Linked DNA regions of Homo sapiens: all the other regions are linked to region 3. A link is a contact called in ENCODE Hi-C or POLR2A ChIA-PET data. All regions are on one chromosome and are shown on one strand. The core of a region is the stretch at or near the end of the contact, and the rest is flanking DNA. Distances in the headings are between cores, read along the strand shown.

What was found. Hi-C counts contacts between places; a loop is a spot of excess contacts on that map. ChIA-PET counts read pairs that join two places held with the same protein, here RNA polymerase II (POLR2A). Pooled maps may share reads with other maps.
Region 1: a loop to region 3 is called in a map of CD8-positive, alpha-beta T cell, with 28 times the contacts of the local background. The contact joins the promoter of CEP170 here to the promoter of MTR in region 3. A Hi-C loop is called at or near these places in 2 of 168 maps with a recorded cell type or tissue (CD8-positive, alpha-beta T cell and naive thymus-derived CD4-positive, alpha-beta T cell) and 12 of 50 pooled maps.
Region 2: a loop to region 3 is called in a map of naive thymus-derived CD4-positive, alpha-beta T cell, with 14 times the contacts of the local background. The contact joins the promoter of ADSS2 here to the promoter of MTR in region 3. A Hi-C loop is called at or near these places in 2 of 168 maps with a recorded cell type or tissue (both naive thymus-derived CD4-positive, alpha-beta T cell), 1 of 37 single-sample maps with no recorded cell type and 12 of 50 pooled maps.
Region 4: a map of CD8-positive, alpha-beta T cell shows a loop between it and region 3 (12-fold over the local background). The contact joins the promoter of DESI2 here to the promoter of MTR in region 3. A Hi-C loop is called at or near these places in 3 of 168 maps with a recorded cell type or tissue (CD8-positive, alpha-beta T cell and naive thymus-derived CD4-positive, alpha-beta T cell), 2 of 37 single-sample maps with no recorded cell type and 14 of 50 pooled maps. POLR2A ChIA-PET finds 5 or more read pairs at or near these places in 1 of 52 experiments (OCI-LY7).
Region 5: a loop to region 3 is called in a map of CD8-positive, alpha-beta T cell, with 8 times the contacts of the local background. The contact joins the promoter of EXO1 here to the promoter of MTR in region 3. A Hi-C loop is called at or near these places in 1 of 168 maps with a recorded cell type or tissue (CD8-positive, alpha-beta T cell), 2 of 37 single-sample maps with no recorded cell type and 9 of 50 pooled maps.

The regions. Positions count from the first base shown.
Region 1 is chr1:243,251,114-243,256,530 of GRCh38, forward strand. CEP170 (centrosomal protein 170) reads right to left here and starts at 4,168. Exons shown (of 20, transcript NM_014812.3): 1 at 3,927-4,168. It overlaps SDCCAG8 (SHH signaling and ciliogenesis regulator SDCCAG8), which reads left to right and starts at 4,928. Exons shown (of 18, transcript NM_006642.5): 1 at 4,928-5,127. The coding sequence starts at 5,061.
Region 2 is chr1:244,447,398-244,453,160 of GRCh38, forward strand. It overlaps ADSS2 (adenylosuccinate synthase 2), which reads right to left and starts at 4,512. Exons shown (of 13, transcript NM_001126.5): 1 at 4,238-4,512. The coding sequence starts at 4,420. It also overlaps a transcript of CATSPERE not described here. RefSeq lists silencers at 3,692-3,971, 4,412-4,901.
Region 3 is chr1:236,792,525-236,798,063 of GRCh38, forward strand. It overlaps MTR (5-methyltetrahydrofolate-homocysteine methyltransferase), which reads left to right and starts at 2,768. Exons shown (of 33, transcript NM_000254.3): 1 at 2,768-3,213. The coding sequence starts at 3,180. RefSeq lists enhancers at 2,794-3,083, 3,184-3,373.
Region 4 is chr1:244,651,049-244,656,289 of GRCh38, forward strand. It overlaps DESI2 (desumoylating isopeptidase 2), which reads left to right and starts at 2,078. Exons shown (of 5, transcript NM_016076.5): 1 at 2,078-2,307. The coding sequence starts at 2,266. RefSeq lists enhancers at 749-1,322, 1,582-1,741 and a silencer at 1,822-2,591.
Region 5 is chr1:241,846,151-241,851,734 of GRCh38, forward strand. EXO1 (exonuclease 1) reads left to right here and starts at 2,054. Exons shown (of 16, transcript NM_130398.4): 1 at 2,054-2,203; 2 at 2,581-2,877; 3 at 2,962-3,066; 4 at 4,259-4,436. The coding sequence starts at 4,276. RefSeq lists an enhancer at 1,750-2,089.

The sequences.
Region 1 (5,417 bases), core at 2,918-5,417, 6.5 Mb after region 3:
GAAGAAGTTATATAGTAAAAGCAGCTACTAGCTCAATTTAAGTGAGATCTTCCTATTACACTTTTTGGAAGCTAAACAGGCTTTCCTATGCCCAGGGAAGGGTTTGTGGAGAAGTTGGACCCAATAACATCTCAGAGATATTAGTAGTGGGTGATACATTGTATGAGCTGACTTCTAAAGTTCCCTTGAATTCTAAAATTTTATGAACCAGAGTAAGGAAATAAGTGGTACCCTTTAACTTACTAAAAAAGATGAGTAGAAAGAATTTTGGCTTTAGCCAAAAAGACAAAGGTTCAATTATAGGCCCTATCACTTAGGAATGTGTAACGCAGAGGCAAAGTTATTCACTAACTCTATGCTTCAAATTTTTTCAATGTGTAAAAATAATACCTTAATTTAGAAGTTTGTTGCAGAAATTAAATACACACACACCACACACACATAAACTTCCTGGCACCTAGGAAATGTTCAAAATTTGGTAGGTATTATTCAACGATTCAATAAATATTGTGTTTCAAAGGGTAATATTTTCTATATCATTTATTACTTATGGATATACTTAAAAAATGACTTGTTCTCTGCTATGTGTCATTTGTTTTTCAGACCTCAACAATGCATGCTTGGGATTCTTTTCCACTTCTATACTTTCTGCAATTCCTGTTTGTATGTAAGTAGATTTTATGAGGTTTTCTTTAACTTTGCTTTTGCTGTTTTGTTTTTCCACCTTTATTTGATATAAAAGTGGGCTTTAACAGCAACACACATTGGCTATGTCACTGGCTTTGGCTAAAACATTTCTGCTAAACTGGACAATATATCCAGTTTAATCAACCACACTACCAGACAGATGTTTTTTATCTCTCACAATGGCTAACTCACTGCTGAACACTCCTTTATGAAATTTTTGAGTAAGTAAATAAAAACCTAGGGTATCTGATTAGAAATTTTGGTTATTAATGAAATAAAGATATTTCTTCCCATCAAAAGTATCCCATTTCTTAATGAAACAGATCAACACTGAATGCTCCAGTCAATACTATCTACTCACCAAGCATTCTTCAAATGGCACGTAACTGCTCTTTTGTTATACTTCCAGAATAATTTGCAACTGTACAGATACTTTAGTTAGCAATTAAATATCAGGTTGTCTGTCAGATACTTAGTTGAAGAGTACACTGCTTAACATCCCAGTGTTTGGGACAGATAAGAAAGAAAAGTCTTTACCTATTAATTAGTATAGAAAAAATATTTTTCAGGAATACAATTTTGTGGAATAAAAAACATTTTGACAAAAAAGCTTAAGCATATACAATATTTAGTACTAGATGAGCATTATCTAATTGCAATCAGATACAATAATAAAACTAGTTCTTTTTTTCAGTAGATAAAAAGGAACAAGAAACTGATACTTGGAACAAATCAAATAAATCACGAAGCACAGAATTTTAAAAAGTACCATAACAGCATTAATATGCAGAATGTATGCTAAGGTTTACAGTATAAATTTCACTATTCTAATGTTAAAATAGGGAACAGGCAGATTATTTCCATACAAAATAATCTCAGAACACAATGAAATTTACCAGTAAAATACATTTAAAGCATGATTGAATATAATCCCACATACTGAAATTTAGTTACAGATTTTTAAAGTTGAAATTTAAGATAAATAATAAATCCTTTAAAGAAGTCTATTAAAATGCAACGTAAAATTAAACGATTAAAATTATAAGGGAAGAAAAAAGCACTTTATGGCAAAATCAACCCAATAAAAAACATAAAGTTAATATATCTTAAAATGTAAATTCTAGTTTAAGTTAAAAGTAATCACTAATAACTCATTAATGATTACAACTCATTAACTGTGGCAAAATAAACATCATAGGTTCTTGTTATGCGGAAATTTTATTTTTAACACAGCCTATAGAGTTGATCATCATACTATTATAAAATACTATTGATTTTCAAGAAATAATATTAAAACCTACCGTTAAGTAGCTACCATTAGGTAGTAGGGAAAACACTGCAACACTTCGTTTTTATGAAAAGCACATGTTAGGACATCTTTCCTCATGTAGTAAGTTACTTTATGAAAGTAAAGGTCCATTTTAGGAGGATTACTACTTTTACATCACAAAGGCAAGAACTAGATTAATCACGGTGAGAATCAAGTTCAGTGATAGTCACAGCCTACTCAGGGAGCACATAGAGAAGCTTTCCATACATTTTCACAAGGTAAAAGGGCTAGGGGGACACAGGAAAGATCACTCTGCAGAATGGACCTTGAGTTTCGTTTGGCTCTGCCTTCGATTAACTGTCTGGCTTGGGCAGACAAGTCAGTTAACTTTCTGAGTTTTAGTGTCTTCCTCTGTCAAGTGCACTTGGGCTCTTCCGTGTTATCTACAAAGTTAGGAAGAGCTAAAGGCAGCCCTAGTTTTACTTTTTAAAAAATAATAACAGAAAAATACATAAGTTGCTATTCATCAGTGTACTGTTTCCAGAGCTGAATTCCTAAGTCTCTGAAGCATACCCAGTTAGGGTTATACCAGTGAAGATCCAGATACTATAGTCATAATGTCACTCTCTCCTCTCCCATTATTCCTCCACCTGCTCCTCCCCATCCTGCTTTATTCTCTCTTCTGGTGTGTTTTAAGAAGCAACGCCAGCAAACGGCTGCATACATTGTAAGCTTAAGGATTAAATCATTTTAAAATATGCATTTTCAATCAAATGTATCATCTGCTTCGCCAAATTCCTCCCAAATGGCTGAATTTTCATTAAGAGAATAAAAATGAGTTAACAACTTCGGTAACAGAAATGTACTGGGCCAGTTGTTTTGTTTGTTTTACTTGCTTAAAAAATAAACGGAAAGATGTATCCATTCCCTCAGGAACATAAATGCATTACCTGCCCAATGAAAAAACAATTCTGCTTGTTCATTTCCCTGACACAACAGCTTCGTTGTCAGGCCCTCTCTAGCCCAGGCTCCAACGTCACCTAGTAATTTTATATTGATCACCTTGGCAGTGCTTGGACTCCAGCAGGCATAGTCCCTGTCTTCCTTACATTCCTCAAAATAAATAAATAAATAAATAAATAAATAAATAAAACTCTACGAAACACCACCGAACAGAGATTCTGTGACTTAGTATACAAATCCCACGTCTTCCCGCCCTGTGTTAGGCAGCTGCAAATGTTATTTTTTCATCGCTTGCATAAAATGGAAGCGAAACGTACCAAAACCCTACATCTGAATCCTAGGACAATGAAGCCGACAGGAAGCCACTCTCTCCTCCCCCGGGTTTACTACAGAGCCAGAGCCTCCACGGGGTGCAGTCGCCAGGCAGGGTGCATGACACCGCGTCTTCCACGCCCTCCCAACGCGTCCAAAAGGTTGCTCGCCTGACCTCGCCAACCGCCTCACACCCCAAAACCAATCACACAAAAGGGATTGGCCCGGGGAGCTGCTCCAATGGGGGAAAAATCCCTTCCCCAGCGGCAGCGCAGCCATTCCCTCCAATGCTCCGCCCGCACCCCTCGCAAACTGCTACGGCGGAGGGGGGAGGGCTGCACAAAGCCAGTCGAAAGCTGAAAATGATTCAATGCACTTAGGGGATGCGGAGGCGGCAGCAAGGGGCTCGGGAAAGCCGGGGGGCCGCAGGACTGGAGCTCCGGGGGGCGGCGGGTGGGGGATGGGAAGGGTGGTCCCGTCAAGCCCCGGGTCCCAGGCGGGCAGAGGGTGGGGGTGGCGGCGCCGCGCGGAGCACCCGGGAAGCGCCCCCTTCGCGGTCCAGCCCCGCACCCCCGCCCCGCGGCGGGCGGCGCCCGAGTCCTCGCCGCAAACCCGAGGAGCAGGATGTGGAAAGCAGCCGCGGCGGTGGCTGCGGCTGCGGCGCCTACACCGAGCAGCCGATCGCATCACTTACCCCTTACCGTGGAGAGAGGGACCGGACGGGGGAGGCGGGGCGCGTCGCGTCCCGTGAGTCTCTCGCACGCCGTCCTCCCCCCACCTCGTCGTCGTCGTCGTCGCCGCTGTTGTCGTCGCTGCCGCTGCGGTCGAGCTCCGGGGCCCTCAGCTCCGCTGGGCAATAACGTTATTCCACACACGCCCCACACATAGCGGTAACGGCAAAGACCGACTGCCTAGTGCGCAGGCGCCTCGGGAAAGGGCGAGGAGCCGGACCCTATCCCCTCCTGCCCAGTTCCAACGATCCCTTACTGCGCAGGCGCCACACACAGACAATGAAAAGGGGTTGTGCGAGGGTCTCACCCACACGCTTTTCCAGCTTGCCCACTGCGCAGGCGTGCCCCGAAAGACCAGCTTGAACAATGAAGAGGACCTCGGCGTTAGGTGGGACCGCAACCAACAAGGACTACAGTTCCCAGCGGGCAGAGCGCCAACTCCAAGTGAAGGTCCGGTTGCTGGGCATGCTAGGAGTTGTAGTGTCGGCCGCCTTTACAATCTAGGCTGTTTGGAAGATTTAGAGCTTCTATTTCTTGAAGATTTATTCGACCGTTTTAAAAAATCTCGCAACTGAAGCAGGGTTCAGAGTTTACTATCTGCGTCCTTGAGTAGCCTGGGGATCAACTGCTGCATATTAGCAAATTTCGAAGCGTCAAGGCCTTCAGTGAGCCCTTTCTGTCATTTGGGTGGTCCAGGCAGCTGAAGAGTGGGATGGAGGCGGGACTAAACCAGGCTGGGCTGGAGGAAAAGGGCGGGGCCTGCAAGCCTGTCTCTTGGCAGCAGGCTCTGGCAGCCAAACCGTCCAAGCTAGCGCCTGGAGCGCAGTGGTTTCTGGGAATTGTAGTGTAACTGGAAGGCCCTGAGGATTGTCGAGCTTGCAGGTTCTGAACGTGAGGACTACAACTCCCGACGTGCAAAGCGAGGGCCAGTGGGTGGGAAGAGCCCCCAAGAGCTCTGTGCGGGATTCTAGGCTCCCCTGTGACAGCCGCGGCAGGAAGCAGGCGGGCGCTCCCCGGCCACAGGCCTGTTGTTCTCGGAAGGGAGAAAGCTGGACATTTCCCCACGTAACTCCCAGCTCTGGGCCTAGAGTGCGTGCATGGCGAAGTCCCCGGAGAACTCTACCCTGGAGGAGATTCTGGGGCAGTATCAACGGAGTCTCCGGGGTGAGTTGCTCCAAACCTCTGTCCCTAGCCCCGAGGTGCCCAGGGCCTAGTGGGCGGGAGCAGACCAGGTGCGTTTCCTAACACCTGGGTTCTGCCCCGTCCACGCTACAGAGGAGCAAGATGGATGTTGCTGTGGTCTTGAGGAGGATGAAATAGTTTGATTTAGTTTTTACAGTTAAGCAACGATGTTTCCTCAGATTCCCGTAGTTACCTCAATCAACTCCTTGATCTTAACTTGGCATCTTTCTCAACCGGCGACAGCAGAAACTCTTGGATAGCTCTATGCCATT
Region 2 (5,763 bases), core at 3,262-5,761, 7.7 Mb after region 3:
TTTTGATCAGACACCACTGAGATGGTCTCATACACGTTTAAAAACTCATGCCTCAAAAGTAGAGCTGACAGGATACTATATTTACTAACTGCAATAGGACATCCTCATTGACCGAACATTGAGATTTACTGTCCTCAGCGGGGAATAACTAGTTACTAGAACCCCACATGGTATTCAGTCGAAATATGTTGAGGAGATACATGAAAAAGATATAAATATCAGTTACCTATTTTCTCCTAAAAACAAGAGATAAGATTTTAATATAAACAAAGACTTTGAATGGTACAATGTAAAAAATTCCAGCTGAAAAACTAAATAACAAATGTTAATCCAAGGAATGCTAGGAATTCCGCCTTAAATGTATGCCACCAGTCAATTAAATTGTCCAGAGAGATGTTAAAACAATTACAAGAAAGGGTTACTATTATTTATTTCAAATAAATTTCCAGGGGTGATCTTGCCACCCAGAATACATTGGTTGAGTATTTCCCTTCTGCTTCATATAGTATTAGGTGCTACAGAATAAGAAAAGGAAGAAGTCTCCCTTTTGAGAAAATTTACATTATAGTAGAGAAAGCACAGTAACCAAACAGAACAAGATTTAACCAAGTATAGTATAACAGACATTGGTAAATACTTATATACTAGGGAAATGCTATAAATGATATAAAAAGAATCAGAAAAATGGAAATAGCAATTGTTATAAACCTGGAAGAATGGCTTACCTTAAATGCTAATTACCTACTATCCTTAAAATTATGGGAAGTAGTCTGGCAGATCATTTTAGCTGTACAAGGTCAAGGCATTAAATAATACTAACGTTATTTTCTTTTAAATTATCTTTCACCTTTTCTATTTCAAGGAGAAAGTTTTAGTTTGCTGCTGATATGTCTTTTATGCTTCTTTAACACTAATAGTGGTTTCAGATCTTCAGCAGATACTTGTATCTAGCTAGAAAATAGTAATATTTTTTCAGTATGTTTATTTTTATAGCAAGCTTTTATAAACATATATCAAGTGATGGGGTGTGCTTTCCCTTATGACTAACTTTAGTATTTTCTCTTTTTATTGACTTTGAAGCCTTGGAGAGAATACACACGGAACACTGCTCTAGCCTTTCCCGATCACAGGCAACTTCATGTGTGTCATTATAACCAAGACCACCGAAGTTACTTTCCTCAAGAACAATAAATAAGTAAGCCTTTGCTTAAAGCCTGGTATAAACTACTATAGTTAAGAAGTTTCTGTAGCTTCTACTCAGCAAAATACAGAAAACAAAGCACAGTATTTTACTTTGAGAGAACTGGGGAAAAAACAGTATTAGGCTTCCTTTTGTGATGCCAGAAAGGGACTTTCTTGGTCCCATACTTTAACCTCTTGAGAAACGTATTAGACTAGTACCTTTCTCCATCCCGACCTTCTCAACACTTTTGCTTACACAGCAGTTGTCCCCCAGATTGTGAGCTCCTTGTGGGCACAATCCCTGCCTTTTTCAGATTTTTGACTCCCAGGCTAAGTGATCCCCTGCAGATACTCAATGTTTACTAGATGAATGACCTGTACCCAGGGTTGGGCCTCTATTTAATTCTTCTCTCTTCTTCTTAAAATAAATATTGATTTAAAATTAAGGCAGCAGTAGTGGTTGTCCTTTGATGCAAGTCCTACATATTTATGGATCTGGGGAACCTACCAAGTTATAAATAACTCCCCATAAATCCTGAATCTGAACAACACAGGCCTTAAGCGCTGTTAAGAGTGAAAACGCCACTAGGTTTGCATCTATTGTTTCCAAAAAGGCATTTTATACATTAAAATTTATCATTAAATGCAATGCCAGTTTTTCTTTTTAAAACTATATTTTATGTTGGGAGAAAGTCCTTATGAGTCTACTGGTGAAATACGGATACATTATGTGTACATCACTTCTGGAGAAACAGTACTGAATAAAATTTGAACTCATGACATAAATATGGCAGAATATATTAAACTCTAACAAAGGACATATTTTCACTAACACACAAAACTTAAGACATCAAACAAGGCAATCCAAGCTCACAATGTCTTACTGTTGATTTTTTCCAGCTCTCTATACACACTCACTAAGAACTTCAACATTCCAATTTTATAACCTAGGGGAACTTCATTAAGTAGATGCCAGCTTACTAGGGCTAACCAAATAATACAAAGTTACCAAGGTAAATCACAAAAGAGATAATGCTTAAATCTATTCATTACTCATCTATTTTTTGCTAACAAGACTAATAAAGAATCCTAATGATACACTTTTAAAAAGCACTAAAAGAACATAAGGATTCTATAAGGAAGGTAGTTAAGTCAAAAATACACAGGTGAGGGAAGTCTGCCCAACAAGGCCCCTCATTTGTTTCTCCACTATCTTCAGCTAACATTTTAAAGCCAAACTTAGTTCCTTCTCAATCACTTCTCTAGCCTTTCCAAGGGCATCAGATCAGGTTGGTCCATGACTTCAAGACTACTTTCTCGGTAACATTAGTAACACCTTCTCCAAGCTACAAACTACTTCTAATATTTCTCCATAGAATATTAAAATTGAGGATCCTTTAGAATAAATACCATAATGGTTGTGTTCTCCAAACCTTCTTACAACCCATAGTGTAGCTCAACCTGAGCTATTTCCATATTAACGAGATGTCAAGATGTCAGTGAAGGAGACACACAGGCCTCAGCCTCTCTCCCGCTGTCGACAGCAAGAAAGCTCGGTATTCGGATACGTCTTCCCCACAGCATGACCAGATCTGAATGTAAGACAAAAGGTAGGTAAAGGCTGGATTTCTGGAGTATTTCCTAAGAAAGTGCGGGGCAGGAATTTAATGGCAACACCCTGAAGATTGCTAAGGTACAAAGTGTGTTGCCAGAGGGGTGGAGAAATAATAGGCTGGAAGGGAAGGAGGGAGAGGTGGTAGTGACAGTTTCCTAAGAGGCAATTAGTGCAACAGCTATTTCAGAATGGGCAGGGTGGATTTCTAAATGAAAACAAAACAAAACGAAACAAGGTAAATCAGAGAATATTTGCAGTATTTGCATTTAGCTTTTTAACATACCTGTGATTTCATTGTTTCTGCATGCTCAAAATGGTATTCAAGGGGGCCTATAACTTACTAGAACATATACAGCATGGCACCATCATATCATGCCATGCATGTTCAAAAACAAATATTCTTGCAACCTAAACAGATAGCAGTTAACTTCAAATATTACATTATGCTTTGTTTTGAAAGTGGTTATTGCTCATCTGCTTAGAATTTTGAAACTGGAGAGAGTTATCTGAGAGCCTTTACAAAGGCCTTACCCTGTATGCTGCGTCAAAGGAAACGACAAATAGGAAGAAAGGTTACACTGAAAACCACGTGTCTCCCGTTAGAAGTACATTACCACCTCGTTTTCCGAAAGTTCACTTTCGATGTCACCTTAACAATGCAAATATTTATTTCCAAATACTCAATTTGACATCCATGTATTTACTTCCCTCACTTTTTTTGAACAGAGAAGGGATTCCTTCCTCTGGGACCAACTAGTAAAAGTAATTTCTCCTTAACTTTCATGTATGGAGCACACTGTAAAAACAAAAACAAAAACAAGAAACTCAGGGCCCTAAAACAACAGTCCAAAGCCCAGAGGTGGGTGGGTTTGGATGTCAACAAAGTGGACCAGAGGAAGCAAAGCACTGCATGCCACGGTCCTGCAGATGGGGGATCGGTGAGTCTGATTTCAGGACGTTTCGAAACAATCCACTCCCACTCCGCCGCCCTGGGCGGGGCGGGGGGGCGGTGATGGGGGGTTCTGCCGTCGCGCCGGGTCTCCGCCCGCAGTCGGAAGAGTTGGGAGCAGGCCTCGGGCGGTAGCTCCTCAAACTCGGACCGCATCCCACCTCCACCCCGGCCTCAGTCCCGGCGCTGAGCACCACTCGCCAGACGCAAAACTGCAACTGCCAGGCATCGCGCATCTCTCAAAGGCTCCCCGCCAGCCCACCTCTTCCTCCAGGGCCACCCCAAGTTTCACCCGACGCTCCAGGTCAGGGGTCCCCGACCTCCCGCCATTTCTCCACGTAGCCGCAGCTCAGGACAGGAGGAGAGAGCCTCAAGGTGACACCTCATTTTGGCCAGTGGATCCGGGTTCTGGGTCCGAGTTCCCGGGCACCAGGAGCCAGGCAGCCCGAGCTCCCGGGCCCGGCTTCCCATGAGAGGCCCCGTCGCCTCACCTGGCAGCGGCACACGATGTCGGCGTCCTGCGCCAGCAGGTCCACCACCTTCCCTTTGCCTTCGTCGCCCCACTGCGCACCGAGCACCACCGTCACCCGGTTTCCTCCGGGCCGCGCCCTGGGGCGGCCGCAATCGCCGTTGGGCAGGGAGGATGCCGCCGGGTAGGTCTCGGCGAACGCCATGGCTCCAGTGACGCGAGGAGAGCCCGAAGGAGAGGCGGCCGGCGAGGAGTGAGCGAACTGAACTGCTCTGCGGCCGCCAGCCACATGCAGAGGAAGAAGGAGCCAGAGGCCGGCCCCGCCCCCGCCCCGCCGGGCCGCCACCCTCCAGCCAGTCCCCGCCCCGCTCTCCGCCACAGCCCGCTCAAGGGGGTACCATGACTGCCCCGCGCAGGCCGGCCTCGGCAGCACCGCCCGCAGGAAGAGGCCCTGGTGGCGGCAACGGCCGCCACCCCGGACCGAGGCCACGCCCCTTCCGCGGCCTGGCGCGCCACTCCCGTGCAAACCTCGCGAGCGGAAAAGGTCAGGGGCGGGGCTTCGAGAGCGCTTCTCCTTCAGCACCCCGCCTACCCGCTCTACCTCTCGCTTTCAAACTGGAGAGGCGCGGAAGCGCGTGTGGAGCGTCGGACTACAAATCCCAGCATGCAACGCTCTGGGCTGCGGCGGTGTATTCTGGGGCCACTGTGTCTGCCATCTGCAGGTTTGTCTGGATTTGTCTTTATTAAGGAATGAATGTGTACAAAATACAAACTGTGGAATTTCGCAGTACAAACAGCATAAAATCGGAACGTGTAAGTGTAGAATTGGAAATTAAAAGTCCGGAAGTAACAGAGATGGGGACAGGGATCAAAAAAGACAAAATTCAAAAGTAAGGCAATAAGATAAAGGACATGAGACCTGAAATCAATAGATCAAATAAAGTCCTAATCCTCATTTTACATAGTAGTAACAAAGGCTCAGAGAGGAGGAGTGGATTACCTATGTCGCATATAGTACATATATGCAGATACCGTCATGCACTTCTTTATTTTTTAATCCCCACAACCATATAAGGTAGGTGATCCTCTATTATCCTTATTTTACAGGATTTAAAAGCTGGGTAACTTGCCCTAGTGAGGCTTGAATTGGTACTTCGATAATCTAAGTCCAGAGCCCATGTCCTTCCTGTAGATTCCACTGTCTCTCAGTTACATTTGTAACTAGATTCTGGTGTATACCTACTGTTCATCTAATGCCCTTTCGACACCAACACAAATTAACTATGATGTTTAATTCTGATAAAAGGTGCTTCGAAAAAAAGTGGGAATGGAATCACATTATATGTACCGTCTCCCAAATCGCCTGTACATACTGTATGTTCACTAATGGTCCCTAGAGTACACTTTAGTATTTTATTTCTAGTCAATGAGTTAAGTCAGGAACATTGAGAACCTGCTATTAACTAACTAAGTGTCCTGGGCACTGATAACATAGGAGAAATAAAGATACAATTCAGCCCTCAAGGATTCAAATTATTTGGTCTATTG
Region 3 (5,539 bases), core at 1,518-4,017:
GGACACCAGCTACGCTGGATGATGATCTCATAACTAAACTAACCTGCAACAAACCTATTTCCAAATAGGGTCATTAAGGTCATATTCTTTTTTTTTTTTTTTTTTTTTTTGAGTCTGAGTATCTCTCTGTTGCCCAGGCTGGAGTGTAGTGGCTCAATCTCCACTCACTGCAACCTTCACCCTGCCAGGTTCAAGCGATTCTCCCACCTCTGCCTCCAGTAGCTGGGATTACAGGCATGTGCCACCACACTCGGCTAATTTTTGTGTTTTTCTTTTTCTTTTCTTTTTTTCTTTCTTTTTTTTTGAGACGGAGTTTCACTCTTGTTGCCCAGGCTGGAGTGCAATGGCACAATCTCGGTTCACTGCAACCTCCCCCTCCCGGGTTCAAGTGATTCTCCTGCCTCGGCCTCTCGAATAGCTGGGATTACAGGCATGCACCACCACACCCGGCTAATTTTGTATTTTTAGTAGAGACGGCGTTTCTCCATGTTGGGCAGGCTGGTCTCGAACACCCGACCTCAGGTGATCCGCCCACCTCAGCCTCCCAAAGTGCTGGGATTACAGATGTGAGCCACCACGCCTGGTTAATTTTTGTATTTTTAGCAGAGATGGGGTTTCACCATATTGCCCAGGCTGGTCTCGAACTCCTGGCCTCAAGCGATCCACCAGTCTCGGCCTCCCAAAGTGCTGGGATTGCGGGTGTGAGCCACTGCACCCGGCCCAAATAGGGTCATATTCTGAAGCACTGGAAGTTAGGGCTTCAACATATCTTTGAGGGGGACACATTGCAACCCATACAGTATTCTTGGAACTGTAAATCGCGTTTTTGTACTAGAAATTCACTGCCCCTTTAGGCACTATGTATTCCTCTAATCTTATTTGTTACTCTTTTACGACTTTAAGAAATACAGAATTTGGTCAGTTTTAGCTGAGAGAGTAAACTTTGATGACTTGCATCAAACAGGGACTGGCACACAACTCCTGGAATTTCCAGTAAGAGAATGTGAATGGGGGACAGTTGCCGACTAGGTGCCTGAAAGATCATTTTTCAAGAAACACGTCAACAAACTTTGAGGGATACATGATAATTAAAAAACTAGCTTCAACCCGGGAGGCGGAGGTTGCAGTGAGCTGAGCCAAGATCGTGCCAGTGCGCTCCAGACTGTGCGACAGAGTGAGACTCCGTCTCAAACAAACAAACAACTAGCCCTTATAATCTTTTTTTTTTTTTTTTAGACAGGTGCATCTTTACACAGTTAAATTTCACTACTTCTTTTTTTGCAGATAAAAACTCAGGAGTTGAGAAATGAATAAACATAATAATAAATATGAGAAAACCATCATGATTTATCAAGCCTGGATAAATAATTTAATAAGTTCAGCATAGAAGACCTTGCTTTTTTTTCTTTCCTCCTTTTCTTCTTCTTTTTTTTTAACTTATTTATTTCAATAGGTTTTTGGGGAGCAGGTGGTGTTTGGTTACATGAATAAGTTCTTTAGTGGTGATTTGAGAGTTTGGTGCACCCATCACCTAGGCAGTGGACACTGCACCCAATGTGTAGTCGTTTATCCCTCACCTACTCTCACCCTAGCCCTTATAATCTTAAGATTTTTGGCTATTTAGGGCCATCTCATTCCTCCCTCCCTTCTTTGTTGCATTCTCTCTCACCTACTCCATTCCCCCCACCTTCCAAGTAAGACCATCTTTGGTAAGATGGTCTTGGTAAGAATGTGATACGCATTATAATAATTTTTCAAATCTTCAAAATTGAGGTATAATTACATACAATAAAATGAGAATGGCATGCAAATTTGTGCCTTTTTTAAAGCTTAGTAAATGTCATAATTTGGTTATAGTTTTTATTTTTCTGGATGCATTTGCTTTTCCTTACATCTACCATGCTCAGCCTTACAGAGATTTTTCTAGATGAATTTGCTTTTTCTCACATCTACCATGCTCGGCCTTACAGAGCTGCCCTTTATTTTAGAATTCCCTAAAGTGCTGTGTTGTACACAGGGAGCTTCTCCTGACTGGAACAACCTTACCTGGTACCACTCTTCCTTCAGGACCCAGATTCTTCTTTGAAACCTTTCCCTGGCCCCTTTGAATACTCTAGCTCTTTTAAAATGTATGTGGTTCTTTTTTCCCTGTTCAATTATTAATCTAACTAGGTTGTGAGTTCCTCCTCCAAGGACGTGAGGGTGCGATGTAGCTTGTCTGATTTTGCATTCCAAGTGTGTGCCCCAATGCCTGACACATAGTAGGTGCTCAATATATGTTTACTGTCAATAAGTTACAATTAACACCCCCATATGGTAATTCAGAGTTTTCATAGCGCGGTCAAACGATCTCATTTAACGCCTACTACAACCCTAAAAAATTCTAATTACTACCATCCTATCATTCTTGTTTGTAGAGTGTGGAGACTGAGAGGTTAACTGTCTTGCCCAGCGCAAGTCAACAGCAAAACGGAACTAAAATTTCAGGCTCGACACCACACAGCGTGTCGAGATCAGCACGAACTTGGCGCTGTGACTTTTCCTTAGAGGGGCCACTTAGGCTTACACTTCCGGATCCTGGGCACACAGAGACGCGAAAAGCTCCCGCGGGAAACTGGGGAGCGGGACTACATCTCCCAGAGAGCCCCGGGGCTAAACAGCAGGTGATTGGTTGATATTGACAGCCAATGCGGCTGCGAGGAGCTCGGGCAGACCAATCACAGGCCGGAAGGGGCGGGACCTCCCACGCCGAGGATAGATTGAGCGCAGAACTAACCGCGCTCTGAAAGGTTCTAAATGTCTGCGGGGCTCAGAGCCGGATGTCACGTCGTCCTCCTCTGCCGGTTTTCTCTTGGGTCCTTTTCCGTGCCGTCCCGCGACTCCGCCTCTGGCCGCGCGTGTCTGGCTGCTAGGCCGACACCAAGGACTGGCCGGGTACCCGGGAAGAAAGCACGTGCTCCAGCAGTTGCCGCGCCCAGCCCCGAGAGAGGCCCTAGGGCGCTGCGGGCTTTCGGGGTCCGCAGTCCCCCCGCGACGCGAGCCAACGGGAGGCGTCAAAAGACCCGGGCCTTGTGTGGCAGGCTCGCCTGGCGCTGGCTGGCGTGGCCCTTGGCCGTCGTCACCTGTGGAGAGCACGTCTTCTCTGCCGCGCCCTCTGCGCAAGGAGGAGACTCGACAACATGTCACCCGCGCTCCAAGACCTGTCGCAACCCGGTAACGCTGCGACCCCGTCTGCGTGGTTGGGTTGTGTTTCTTAACTCGTGCTGTGGCCTCCTAATCCCTGGGGCGATTCCCTTCTGCGGCGGGAGACGCCCGGCGGTGTTTCCCCGCGTGTGGGCGGCACCTTTAGAACTTAGCGCAGGAGCCCGGAGGGCTACGTGTTTTGCTCCACTCTTTGTCCGACCTTCACCTCTTTCTCCCCAGGCAAGCCATCAAAACCTGCAAAAAGCGTCCTCCCCTCGCCCCCGAAACACATTCTTAACGTCACAGTAACTAAACTTTCCAGTTCCACGCAGCATAAACCAGCTGGGCCCTCTGGAAGTTTTTTTTTTTGCATGGTGTGACGCTTATTCGTAAATATGTATTGCGCACCTACTGCGAAAGAAAGTTCAGGCGCGGAGAGACAGACGAGGAAACTCAGAGAACTATTTAAAACTACTACATGGAACTTTTTATTTTCTGCTTCTACGCACGCTGCTGCAAAACTGCAATATGCATAGACTCACTATGTTAAAATAGATGAGCAGACCCCACCTCCAGATACCGAAATGGGAGGTAGTAATTTCAAGCGATTCTGATGTTGGTGGCCCTGGGATCAACAGTGAGAAAAAGCTAGTTTAGCACGAGAACTGAACGTAATGTTAGCTTTATAACGAGCTCTAGATCTCTAAGGTCATGCCTGATTATAATTTGAGGACAAATACACCCGTAAAAACGGGTGAGGAGATGTAGAAACGAGAATTAGTGATAAGTACAAAACAGTAAATATCCTATCACATAGTGGGGATGTTTAGCTTCAGGAAGAGGGGGAATACTAAATTCGTAACGCACAAGGAAATTTATCAGAGGTTAACCGGTGACTCTCTTGATTCTTGGGTTCTGATAACGGGACTGATATAATTGTTCTTGAAACTAGTGGAACTGTGGCTGAGAAACACATCACTGCTGTTATTAAATAAGATATAAACCTCCCTATGAGAGGTTTATATGTTATTTAATATATTAAATAAGATGTAATGAGGTTACATCTTATTTATATTTAATATTTAATTAATAAATGTAAACCTCCCTATAAGAGATTTATATCTTATTGAATAAATGATCATAGGGAGATCATATTTATTTGGAAAACATCTTTTACTCATGATTTCTGGCCTCCCCCTTCCCATTTAATTTAAACAAGTAAAGTTATTTCCCTTTCATCTGAATTTAGGTGTCATTATCAGGAGCAAAATGCCACTGAAGACTTAAAATACTGTGAATAGTGAGTGATTTAAAAAAAAAAAATAAACTGAAAGGAAAATTGTTGAATGTTTGAATCTTGCCTAGTCCCCTCACCCCCAAGGCTGGCTTCTAGAGTTGAGCACTGAGTGGAGTTTAACCAAGTCTAGGGCCTCTGAAGTTCTGAATCAGGCCATTGTGCCTAGAAAAGACCTTAGATGTAGTCCAGCTTCTGTCTATGTGAGCAACTTTTATTGGGATTAGAATCAGGTTTTAACTTCCTAATAACCCTTAGTAATTTACTGGCGTACAATCTTAATGAAATTTTAATGGAGAGCTGGGAATTCCTGATTCTCAAGGTTGGGCCTTAAAACTAAATGTGACTTCAGACCATGGTTGTGTGCCCTGGGGAAGGAGGATGGTGGGCTAGCAAATACATCTTGGGAGAAAATTTTAACTACAGCTTCTAAAAGTTTCTTGGTTTCATCCTTGCTTAGGACTGTGAGTGTTATTTGGAACTCAATTGATGAGTGATTAATGAAGGAATGAATAATCCAGTGAATTGGTATCAATTGATGAGTGATTAATGAAGGAATGAATAATCCAGTGAATTGGTATCAGCCTAATTCTTCTCCGGCTTATTAAAATCAAAGGGGGAAATAATATATATTAAAAATGGAATACTGCACAAGCAAAGAGATGCCCCCAAAGAAGCTGGGCGCGGTGGCTCATATCTGTAATCCCAGCACTTTGGGAGGCCGAGGCGTGCGGGTCACCTGAGGTCAGGAGTTCGAGACCAGCCTGGCCAACATGGTGAAACCCCATCTGTACTAAAAATACAAAAATTAGCTGGGTTTATAGTGAGCGCCTATAACCCCAGCTACTCAGGAGGCTGAGGCAGGAGAATCGCTTGAACCCTGGAGGCTGAGGTTGCAGTGAGCCGAGATCATGCCACTGCACTCCATCCTGGGTGAGAGAGTGAGACTTAGTCTCCAAAAAAAAACAAAACAAAACAAAACAAAACCAAAAAAACAAAGTGTAGCAAGTCTGTGCAAACTAGAAATTAGAGATCCAAAAATGAAAGAGAGAAGTATCTTGC
Region 4 (5,241 bases), core at 828-3,327, 7.9 Mb after region 3:
TTGGCAGTCATGGATGTCTAAAAGGCATCTCAAACTTAGCATGACCAAACCATAGCTCTTGATTTCCCTACCCCCAGCCTGCTCCTCCCCAAAATGTTTCACATCTTAGAAGTGCCAGGACTATCCACTCAGTTCCCCAAGTCAAAAATCTAGAAGTTATTCTCGAATCCTCTCTCCCTAACCAACTCAACATCTAACCCATTAGCAAGTTCCACAGACTTTACTCCAAAATATTTAAACTCTAATTATTTCGGTCTCCACCACTATCAGCCACAACGAAGCCACTTGCTGGCATGCACTTCTGGAACAGCATCCAATTGGTGGACTTGATTAACTTTTGCCACATAACCACCCCCAAAACTTTGTGACTTAAAACATTATTTCTCACATTCTGTGGGTTGGCTGGTCAGTTCGTCCGATCCATGTGGTTGTGGCCAGGGAAGGATAGTCCGGGAGAGCTTCACATGTTCGCAGTTGGTTGGTTGTCAGCTGGATGTGGGCCGTGACTTGACCACGTGTCCCTCATCATCCATCAGGCTAGCCCACACTCATTCCTAAAATGGTGGTCACAGGACTCCCAAGTTCAGCAAGAGGGCAAGCCCCAACTCACAAGTGTTTTTTAAGCCTCTGCTTGCACGATGTTAATGTCCCACGTCCACAGCAAGTCACAGTCCAGTGCAGTCAGTGGGGGTAGACACCACCAAAGAGTATAATTTGGGAGACTGGAAATAATTTGTGGCTATTTTCACAATCTGCCACACTCATCTCCCTATTTCCACCTCCTTTGCCTCTCTGAAATCCATTTTCCACACAGCAACCCAAGTAATCATTTTTAAACACACGCACACTCATTTCACTCCCTGGTCCAAACTTATGGCTTCGTTTAAAATACAACCCCTGTTATGAATTTTAAAATCCTTCCGGGATCTGGCCTCTGCCTACCTGCCCAGCTCATCTAGTACCGTCGACTCCTTGCCTACTGTGTCCCAGCAAGAGTGATCTTTTGTTTCCTTGAATACAGAAAACTCCTTCATGCTTCAGATCTTTGCATTTGTTCCCTTTGACTGAAATACTCCTCCCCCTCATATCTGCGGGGCTGGCTTTGTCATTCACATTTCAGCTTAAAACTCATTACAGCGATCTTCCCCGTGCAGCCAATTTAAGAATGACTTCACCTTACTTAAATTTTCTGCAAAGCACATACCAGTGATATTTTGTATGTCCCTGTTCCTGTTTATCACGGCATTCCCGAGGGCCTACAACACTGCCTGGCACATAGGAAGCACATAACAAACATTTGTTGAATTAATGCAGAGCTGCATACTACGTCCCAGGATTGTGCTAAGCTACGGTTACTGTACCCTTCCCATCTCAGCAGGATAGTTTCACAAAATGTAAATTCCACATTGAGGATTAATTGGATGCACGTTACACCTCATCCCACACCAGTAACTCGTCTTCCTCTATTTCCCCACCACTCCCCTTGCCAAATAAAAGGTGAGGAAGCATTTGGAAAACTTAGGGTCATCACTCTGGTCTTTTGCCACATTTCGCTGGCTTCATCGAGCTCAACGCAACATGAACTACTAACAGCAGCAGCACCTGAGATGAGAGGGTGAATGAAGGTAGGAGATTTCACCGCCCGCGGGCGGCAAGGGATCTGCCGCAGCTCTAAAGCACTGCATGCTGGGAGTTGTAGTCTCCCGGGGAGGCCTGGTCTGGTAGGACCGGGGCCCCCGCGGCATGCAGGGAGTTGTAGTCGAAGGGCTGTTGAGACTCCGCCTCTGCACTTATAGTAGCAAGGGGGAATCCTCACTGCATGCTGGGAACTGTAGTCTTCCTGGGTCCCCGTTCCTCCAGGACGCGGAGGCGCCGGAGTTGCCGCCATTTTAGGTCCCGAGGTGCGCCGGCCGAGAACCAGAGCGCAGGCGGGCTCAGTCCTGGCGCCGGGCCGGCCCCGCCCCCGGGGCGCCTGGCGCCCGCCCCTTGCTCAAGCCCCGCCTTTCCCCACGTGTCTGCCGCCTAGGGGAGGTGCCTCATCCGGAGCGGGCCGCCAACGGTCCGGCCCCGTCCGCACAGACGCTCCTGTCGGCGGCGCCCGGGAGCGGCTCGGCTGCCCGATGCTTCCGCCCCGGCTGCCGCGGGCCGGGCTGTACGCTTAGTGCCCGGCTCAGGCCCCCTGAAGCGCCCGCGGGGGTGAGAGCGGCCTCCGGCCCCGCGGAGACGGAGCGGCTTGAGGACGAGGCGGCGGCCGCGGGGAGGAGGATGGGGGCTAACCAGTTAGTGGTGCTCAACGTGTACGACATGGTGAGTGCGGCCCCTGGCGGCCCCGAGCCCTGGCCCAGGCCGGCTTCCTCTCGCCCGTGGGGCTCGGACCCCGGCCCCAGGCGCTTCCTGCCTGGCGTCTCCGCCTCCAGCCTAGTTCTCGGGGGAAGCCGGGGGTGAAGGAGGGAGTATTGTTATTTTTTAATCCTCGCACTCGTCGACGCTCCGGTGAACCCAGTCAGCCCGAGGGTTTTGGCCAAAGCTCGGGTGGGCTTGAACCTCTCCCATCCGCTCAGCTTGGACCCGACCCCGGCTCTGGGCCCGACCCCTTGGCCGACGTGCAGTGTCCTTTCGGCAAAGCTTCCGTTGCGTTTCCAACCCCACTTGCCGGCCCCCGGGGCTGCCCCGGGACCCCCGTCCCGACCGCCTGCGCTCCCAGCTCCTCTGCTTCTGCCGAACTGTCCGTCTCTCTCCATGGCTACGTCTTCAGAAACTCCCAAGCCCCTCTAAGTCCAGAAGGTCACAGCTTTCGGGTGCCTGTGCTAGAATCTCTTCAAAGGTGAACAGGAGCCAACACACCCTTTCCTTGTGTGTTAAAGGCAACCTCGTTAAAATATGAATGAGGCTAACATTTCTCAAGAAAATAGCCCAGCTGAATTATTTAGAGATCCTGGTGGTGCTCCTTTCCTACACTCTGAAGACCACTTTCCAGGTGATGCAACAGGTGACGTGACCACGGGAGAGGGAAGGGAAGAAGTTGTTTATTGTATCATCTAACTTTGGAGTATGGCAAGCACGCAGAATCGAGTCCAAGAACTGGTTTGCCTGATTTTTGCAGTGAAATGCCCCCAGAAAAAAGCACCCGGTAGAGAATTGTCGTTGCAGTTAGATGCATGTTTGGGTGTGTTTGCTTGCTTTGTTCTGTAGAATGGGTTTTTGTTCTGTAGACTGGATTAGTACCTCTGACTGCAGTGCTTAAAATTCCTTGTAAGTTGACTGACAAATGAAAAATTGCCCGTCGTTATTTTTGTTGGCTTAAAGATGCAGGAGAGCAGAAATACTACAGGCCAAGAGTCTTATACAGTTCTAAACTTTGTATTCCCTTGTATTATTTATAAGTTTCTAAATTTACAGTGTTATTATATCTTGGGTAGAGTGGGATTTCTCATGCCATATCTGGGAATTGTGTCAGAAGGGTGTAGGAACTGCCTGCCACTTGAGATGAGTCCTCTGTTGAATTCTGATGTGAGCCTGGAGATGAAAGGAGATGAGTTAACATGCTGAGAAAAGTGGAACAGGACAGAAAAAGTTGAAGAGGAGAATAAGCCAAACAAAAGATCCTAGAAAACCATGGCACTTTGTAAGTTCTGTGGCCTGTGTCACTGGTTGAGAAATAATTCTCTGGATTTAAACTTTTTGTGTTCAGCTGAACACCTTTATCTTTCAAGACTCTTAACTGCCCTTTTACTTTCTCTGTGCACATCCCCCTAATCTGAATTTGGTTTGTTTTTTATTCATGAGGGCTATTACTGTCTTTCAGAATATATTCTGCTCTTGAGATCACAGTGTGCCTTTTCTCCTAGATTATTAAACAAACCCGTATTTAAATTAGGAGTATACAGTGGCCAGAAGCCATGGTTTCAGAGCCTAAAAGAATTTGTGAGAATAGAGGAAGAGAGTTTTACCTTTTATATGAAAACGAAAATGCATGTTTTGGCATATAGTGGGCTTCTTTACACTTGAGGCATTCTGTGATACAGGAAAATCTGCAAATTGTGGTCGATTGGGAAAAGCTAGAGATGGTATTCAGTATTTTCGAAGGGAGGACTGTTCTGAACGATGTTAAAATATTGACTAATGAGCGAGATCTTATTCTTCACATCAAGTTTGTAAAATAGGTAGTTAGAGAAGCAGCAGACAGGGGAGAGAGTAAGTGATCTGCCTAAACAACTAAAAATACAATCTAGAATTTGTAGACCAAAATCTGATTCACTATCTTCTCTACTAATTCCTGCACTTATGTCTTTATATTGCTTTTGCCTGTGAACAGGAGATGAAGCATATGAATGTTTATCGGAATGATAAATAGTTGAATTATTAGACTTTTAATAAACTTGGTCTTATATGTTCTTTTGAGGGCTTTGAGTGTTTTATGTCACTAATTCAGCAACCTACCATTACTTATTATTTTTGACCTGGTAGAAGCCACAAGGATGAGTTAACTGTCCTTTCTTCTTTAAGGAATTTAGAGTATTGTAGAGGAGATACACAACAGTGGCAACAATTCAAGACAGAATAGCATGGTTTTGATAAGAGCAGACAAGGATGCAAAGGAGGAGACTATGTAGTTGTAGGATCAGGGAATGCTGAAAAATCAAAGGTATGAAACTTGAAGAATGGGTAGCATCCACAAGGACAGAGAACAATTGACGTGAACAAAATGGCAGGAATAGGGAAAGCGCAGGTGGGATTTGGGAACTATCAGCTGGTCCAGTATAACTAGAGTAGAGCATAAATGAAAGGAGACAAAACTGAAAGTTTGATTAGAACTTCTTTAGTCAGATGTGTTGTGGGCTTGGGTGAAGGGCTGAGGGGGCTCCTTGAGCCAGCAGAACCATTTAAGGTTTTCATGGAGGGGAACAGTGTGATCAGTTGTTTAGATTGAGATACAAATTTTGGTCTGTTATACTAATTTTTCTCAAGTCAGTTTTGGTTTTTGAAATATTTTTGTTTGATGCCAAGGGTAAATTCCTTTTATCTTTGGTAATTCTTCCTATTCATCAGAGATGCTTTGGATGAGGGTTGCTGTTGTCTGTATAGGCCTAGTACATCAGCTGTCTGGTTCCAACTCTGTAAATATGAAAATCAACCTTAGGGATGCCCTTATAATCATGGTTATAGGGACCTCTTGCCATGTGTCCTTGTGTCTCTTTGTTAGATTGTCACCCGTTCCAGTTCTGATTGTATTTTTCTATT
Region 5 (5,584 bases), core at 804-3,303, 5.1 Mb after region 3:
GGATTTCTTTTAGTATATGTCTCAAATATTGCATTAGATATATTAAAAATTTATCTGTTGTTCATCTGAAATTCAAATTTCTGGGTGTCCTACGTTATTATTTGCTAAATCTGGCAACCCTACCTCAAAAGGTTTTCAGTCTATTGAAGGGCAAAGACAATTCAAACACAATGAGAATATGAGAAGTGTCAGGACCAAAGAGCCATCACAGAATGCTTGTGCATATCAAACAAATATCTAACTTAGGGAAGACATTTGGAAACTGGTAACATTGGAACTGAGTCTTAAGCTGGAAACATATGGGATATACCATTTATTTCAGCATTTAATAACATGCCATCATGATTTGTGACTTAACTGTCTCATAAACATGTGTTTTGTCTACAGAACTAGATCTTAAGTTCCTTGAAGACACAGGACATCTCTTTATGCCTCCATGCCACCTGGAACTGACAGGCACACTTAAGGCAGTAGTAAATTACTGCACACATTGATGCAAATGGTTTTGTCCTCCCAAAGAGTAAAAATATTCTGTTAGTGAAATGTATTGTAACTAGTGTTTTCTTTTCCAATTTTAGTCTTTGAACACTGCAGCCAAGAATACAGTTTGAAACCTTGGGAGTCAAATTCACAGTAAATACATGAGCCGTTCACAGTGCAGCAAACTCTCATGTTAGTTTTATGACAGATCCAGTGACACTGGAATGGACACCTTTTTGATTTTGGGGTTCCTTCCTAAGACCCCCATGTGTGATATATTCATGGTTGGATTCTAGGTACTGAAGCAGTTACTACAGCTGGATAGTCCAATGAGTGTAAGAAGGCTTCTCTACAAACACATGCTGCCCACATCGAAGTTCCTCTTTAATCTACTGCAGTTTGAAATTGTCCCCCACTTTCTCCAAGAGTCCACTCCAAGCTAGTTTAGGGTTAGGTCTACCATAGCCTTTGGAAGAGGGAGGGAAGATAACTTTTCTCATCTCTCCTAGTCCCAGCTCTAAAGACCAGAACCAGGGAGAAAGCAACACAGCTTTTCCAAACACATTCCCCAAATGTGGCACCTTTTCAACAATTTTAGTAACAAATTTAAGGCATCATAGATGCCTTTAAAATTGGCATGATAGATGTTAGAGTGATCATAAAAAGACTTTAAAAGAGGAAAAGATGTAAAGAACGTAATCAAATGGGGAGCATGTTTAACAATGTGCTCACTTCTTCCCCTTCAATTCCTTGAATTGAGTCTGCATTATCATTCCTATTGATCTTTGAGCCCAGAACATTACTTTGTGGTCTGGCCTAAGGTTTCTTCCAATTTTTTAAATTACAATATCCCTAAGAGGACAGCGACGAGGTCTGGGGTGTTATGAGGATTGGAAACCTAGCCACAAGTGACCATGAAAGTCCAAAATGCCTCTAAAGTCTTTGTCTCTAAGGCCCATTTTCAAGGTCTTGTTATATAGCTAATTTTTCCCCGACTTATGTCAAAAATAAACGAAGCTGGGTTCTAGGTAAAATGGTAGGGGCAGATTTTAATCACTACTACTACTGCAATGGGGAAAAGAACCCAGCGTGAACTGAATTCAATTTCGATTTGTAGAGGCAACCGGGCGTTTTAAAGAGAATGAAGGAATTAGGATGGGACTGATGACGCCGAGGGGGACTGAGCAACTTTTTCAGGTTTGAAAAGCCTCAACATCAACGCGCGACGGCGCTCTTTCAACATCAGCCTCCAGAACTGGGGCTGCAGCCAGGAGGGAACTACAACGCCCAGCAGCCCCGGCGGGTGTAAACACTCCCAACTTCCGAGGCGGTGCTCACCATCGGCCATCAGCGCCAGTGCCACTCGCGCCCTCAAGAAGCCGCACGGAGTTCGGGCCGGCAGCAGCGGCTGCAGTCGTATGGCAGTGAGCCGCTGTCTACCCAGCGAGACGGAGAGCTCAGGACGCAACCCTATGAGTTGGAAGCCGCAGGAGGCGGAACCGGGTTGCGGGATACGCGTTGACGTCACATCCTCTGGGCGGGGCCGCAAGGAACCCGCGCAAATTGAAAGGTCAGCCTTTCGCGCGCTGTGTAGGCAAGTTACCCGTGTTCTGCGTTGCCGGCCGTGGGTGCTCTGGCCACAGTGAGTTAGGGGCGTCGGAGCGGGTTTCTCCAACCGCAATCGGCTCCGCTCAAGGGGAGGAGGAGAGTCCCTTCTCGGAAGGTGAGAGGAGCGGGCTGTGCGGAGGCTAATGGGTGGGTTCCCTTGGGGGTCGACCTGCGCGTCACCTCCGACCCTCCTCTCGGGATTCGGGTCTTCCAGGAAGGGAAGGAGAGGGTCTGGCGTGATCTTCCCAACCCAACAGCGGAGCCCTTAGCCTGAGTGGAGTATGTGTTTTGTTCCGAGGGGACGTCTGGCAACCAGAGGTCTGCAGTTCAGTGAACGGAGGGAGATAAGAGAGCAGACGATTCCGGGCTGGAGCAGGCGCCAGGGTTGCCAGACTTACCTCATTTTTCCGCAGAAGCTGGCAGTCCAGGTTTTACATGCAATCTCTCCACCTTTAAATGTTGACAAGTACATTTTCCCATAATATTTTGCAGGCCTAAGGAAACGTGTCGTCTGGAATGGGCTTGGGGGCCACGCCTGCACATCTCCGCGAGACAGAGGGATAAAGTGAAGATGGTGCTGTTATTGTTACCTCGAGTGCCACATGCGACCTCTGAGATATGTACACAGTCATTCTTACTATCGCACTCAGCCATTCTTACTACGCTAAAGAAGAAATAATTATTCGAGGATATTTGCCTGGCCCAGAAGAAACTTATGTAAATTTCATGAACTATTATATCCGTTTTCCTCGGAGTGAGAGAAAACTCTTTTTAGATATCATCTGAGAGGTAAGAGACTGTTTTTCTGAAACTGTGGCTTGAGGACCACCTGCATCCAGATTAACTGCTTTGTTTAAAATTCATTCACAGCAGAACTAGTGAATCCCAGTCACTGAGTGGAGTTGAGAGTCTAAGAACCTCTGAAATTTGAGAACTGCTGGACCAGAGCCTTTAGAGCTCTGATAAGGTGTCAACAGGGTAAAGCTGCCTCCTGATCCTGTACTTTCTTTCTTCCTTTCCTTCCAAACTTAACGTTTGATAGGAGAGATTTGTATTATGAAATGCTAAGCAACTGCTCAGTGCCCATTACTGACTTTTTATTGTAGAGTGGGGGGAGGTCGTTTCATCAGAAAGGGTTGTGACAGTTCCAGAATCTCTGTATAGAAAGGGCTTAGGGGGCTGCAACCGGAATGGAAGGGGGTGGAAAGTTAAAGCATTTGTCTTGAAGCTGTATTTGCATAGCAGACGCAGTTTCACAGTTCTTTAGGGTAGCTTTCAGAGAGGCTGATGGAGTTGCCCCTGGGCGCCACCACTGTTTATTACCAGAATGTTCGTGCTTAGAATAATGCGTTCTAATAGCAGTGAATTTCAGTCCTAAAAAAGTACAGGATCATTTCTGTAATTCTTTTTGAATTTTTCCTTTGTTTTTTAATTGAAATACTTACCTTCCTACAAACTGTTTTGAGTTTCTACTCCTATTTGAATTTGCACGTTGACCCTTATGATTAATGCCCTTTGTAGAGGCAATGCGATGCCATCGCATGCATGGTTTTGTTTGTGCCTGGCTCCTTGAAGCATGTGTCAGGAGTGAAAGTGCAAAAGCACTTTGGAAAGACTAAACAAACAATAAGCAACAGTCAAGTGGCATTAGAGGTAGTATTAGTGATTAATGTAAATTCTACCCTATGGAAATTGTTTGATAGGGAGGAGCCCAGCTAAAATATTAAAGAGCAGTGATTCTTGAATATCTGAACAATTTCTGGCCGGGCGCGGTGGCTCACGCCTGTAATCCCAGCACTTTGGGAGGCCGAGGCGGGCGGATCACGAGTTCAGGAGATCGAGACCATCCTGGCTAACATGGTGAAACCCCGTCTCTACTAAAAATACAAAAAATTAGCCGGGCGCGGTGGCGGGCGCCTGTAGTCCCAGCTACTGGGAAGGCTGAGGCAGGAGAATGGCGTGAACCCGGGAGGCGGAGCTTGCAGTGAGCCGATATAGGCCACTGCAGTCCCTCCTGGGCGAAAGAGCGAGACTCCGTCTCAAAAAAAAAAAAAAACAACAAACCAATTTCTGCATTGGACTCCAAGCTTTCTCTTCATTTGTCTAAGATGTTTTAATAAATGTATTTTTCTTTAAATATTACTGTTCTCCCTGTCTCTTTTCATATCAGGTAGTTAATTTGGCACCATGGGGATACAGGGATTGCTACAATTTATCAAAGAAGCTTCAGAACCCATCCATGTGAGGAAGTATAAAGGGCAGGTAGTAGCTGTGGATACATATTGCTGGCTTCACAAAGGAGCTATTGCTTGTGCTGAAAAACTAGCCAAAGGTGAACCTACTGATAGGTAAGTCTGGACCTTATGTTAATTCTTTGACAATTAAGAATGAGACCTACAGTGCCTTTTTTTCTCCCCCAGAAACGGATTGTTTTCACTCAATGCCAGAACTTATCAGGAAGTAAAAGTTGTATGTTTTAGAATATTCCCAAATCAGGGATGACTTCCTTCTGTGATAATAGGCCTAGTTTTCTTTCTTTATAATAAGCCAGAGTATCAAGACACTGATGGACAAAGACTATTAATATCTCCTTTATTCTTTTTTTTTTTTTTTTTTTTTTTAGATGGAATCTCTAGCTCAGGCTGGAGTGCAGTGGCACAATCTTGGCTCACTGCAACCTCCGCCTCCCAGGTTCAAGCAATTCTCCTGTCTCAGCCTCCCAAGTAGCTGGGATTACAGGTGCACACCACCATACCCGGCTAATTTTTGTATATTTATTAGAGACAGGGTTTCACCATGTTGGCCAGGCAGGTCTCAAACTCCTCAAGTGATCCGCCTGCTTTGGCCTCCCAAAGTGCTGAGATTACAGGCGTGAGCCACCATGCCTGGCCCAATTCTTAACCTAAGATAAATTTTTTAACAAATGCTTTGAAAATCCGTGATGATTTCTGACTCCCACATTCTTGGGTACAGAAAACATACTGCTAATCCTGGTTAGCAAAAAAACAAATGTGTTGTAAAATTCATTATAATTTCATATTTGCTTTCTCCTGAATTTTGCTTTATGATCAGCAGGTCCCAATCATTGTTCCATACCAATGCAAGTTCACTGTCACTGATCTACAACACATAGAAAAAATAAGGATAACAATGTAGTGAGTCTTTCATCAAGATGACATATTTAAAAGGTCATCTTTTTTTTCTTTATTTTAGCTGCTAAGTTTGCGTTATGCAAAAAGATTAAAGATTGTTTTCCCATTCCTGTTTTTGAGCTAAAATGTCCTTTTCTTTATAAAATGATAGAAGTTGTAAATGCAGTTGTTTTTGTCACAATACCTAATGTAATACCTGACCCTTGATTGGATCCTGGATTTGGAAAAAATAGTAGCAGTGGTGTCCTGGAGCCAATTCATATGAGCTCTTTATACACCATGTCTTCTCAGCTCAGCATTCATTTGAGTTCAAGTAGGTAGCTCATCTGCCATTGAGAAATATT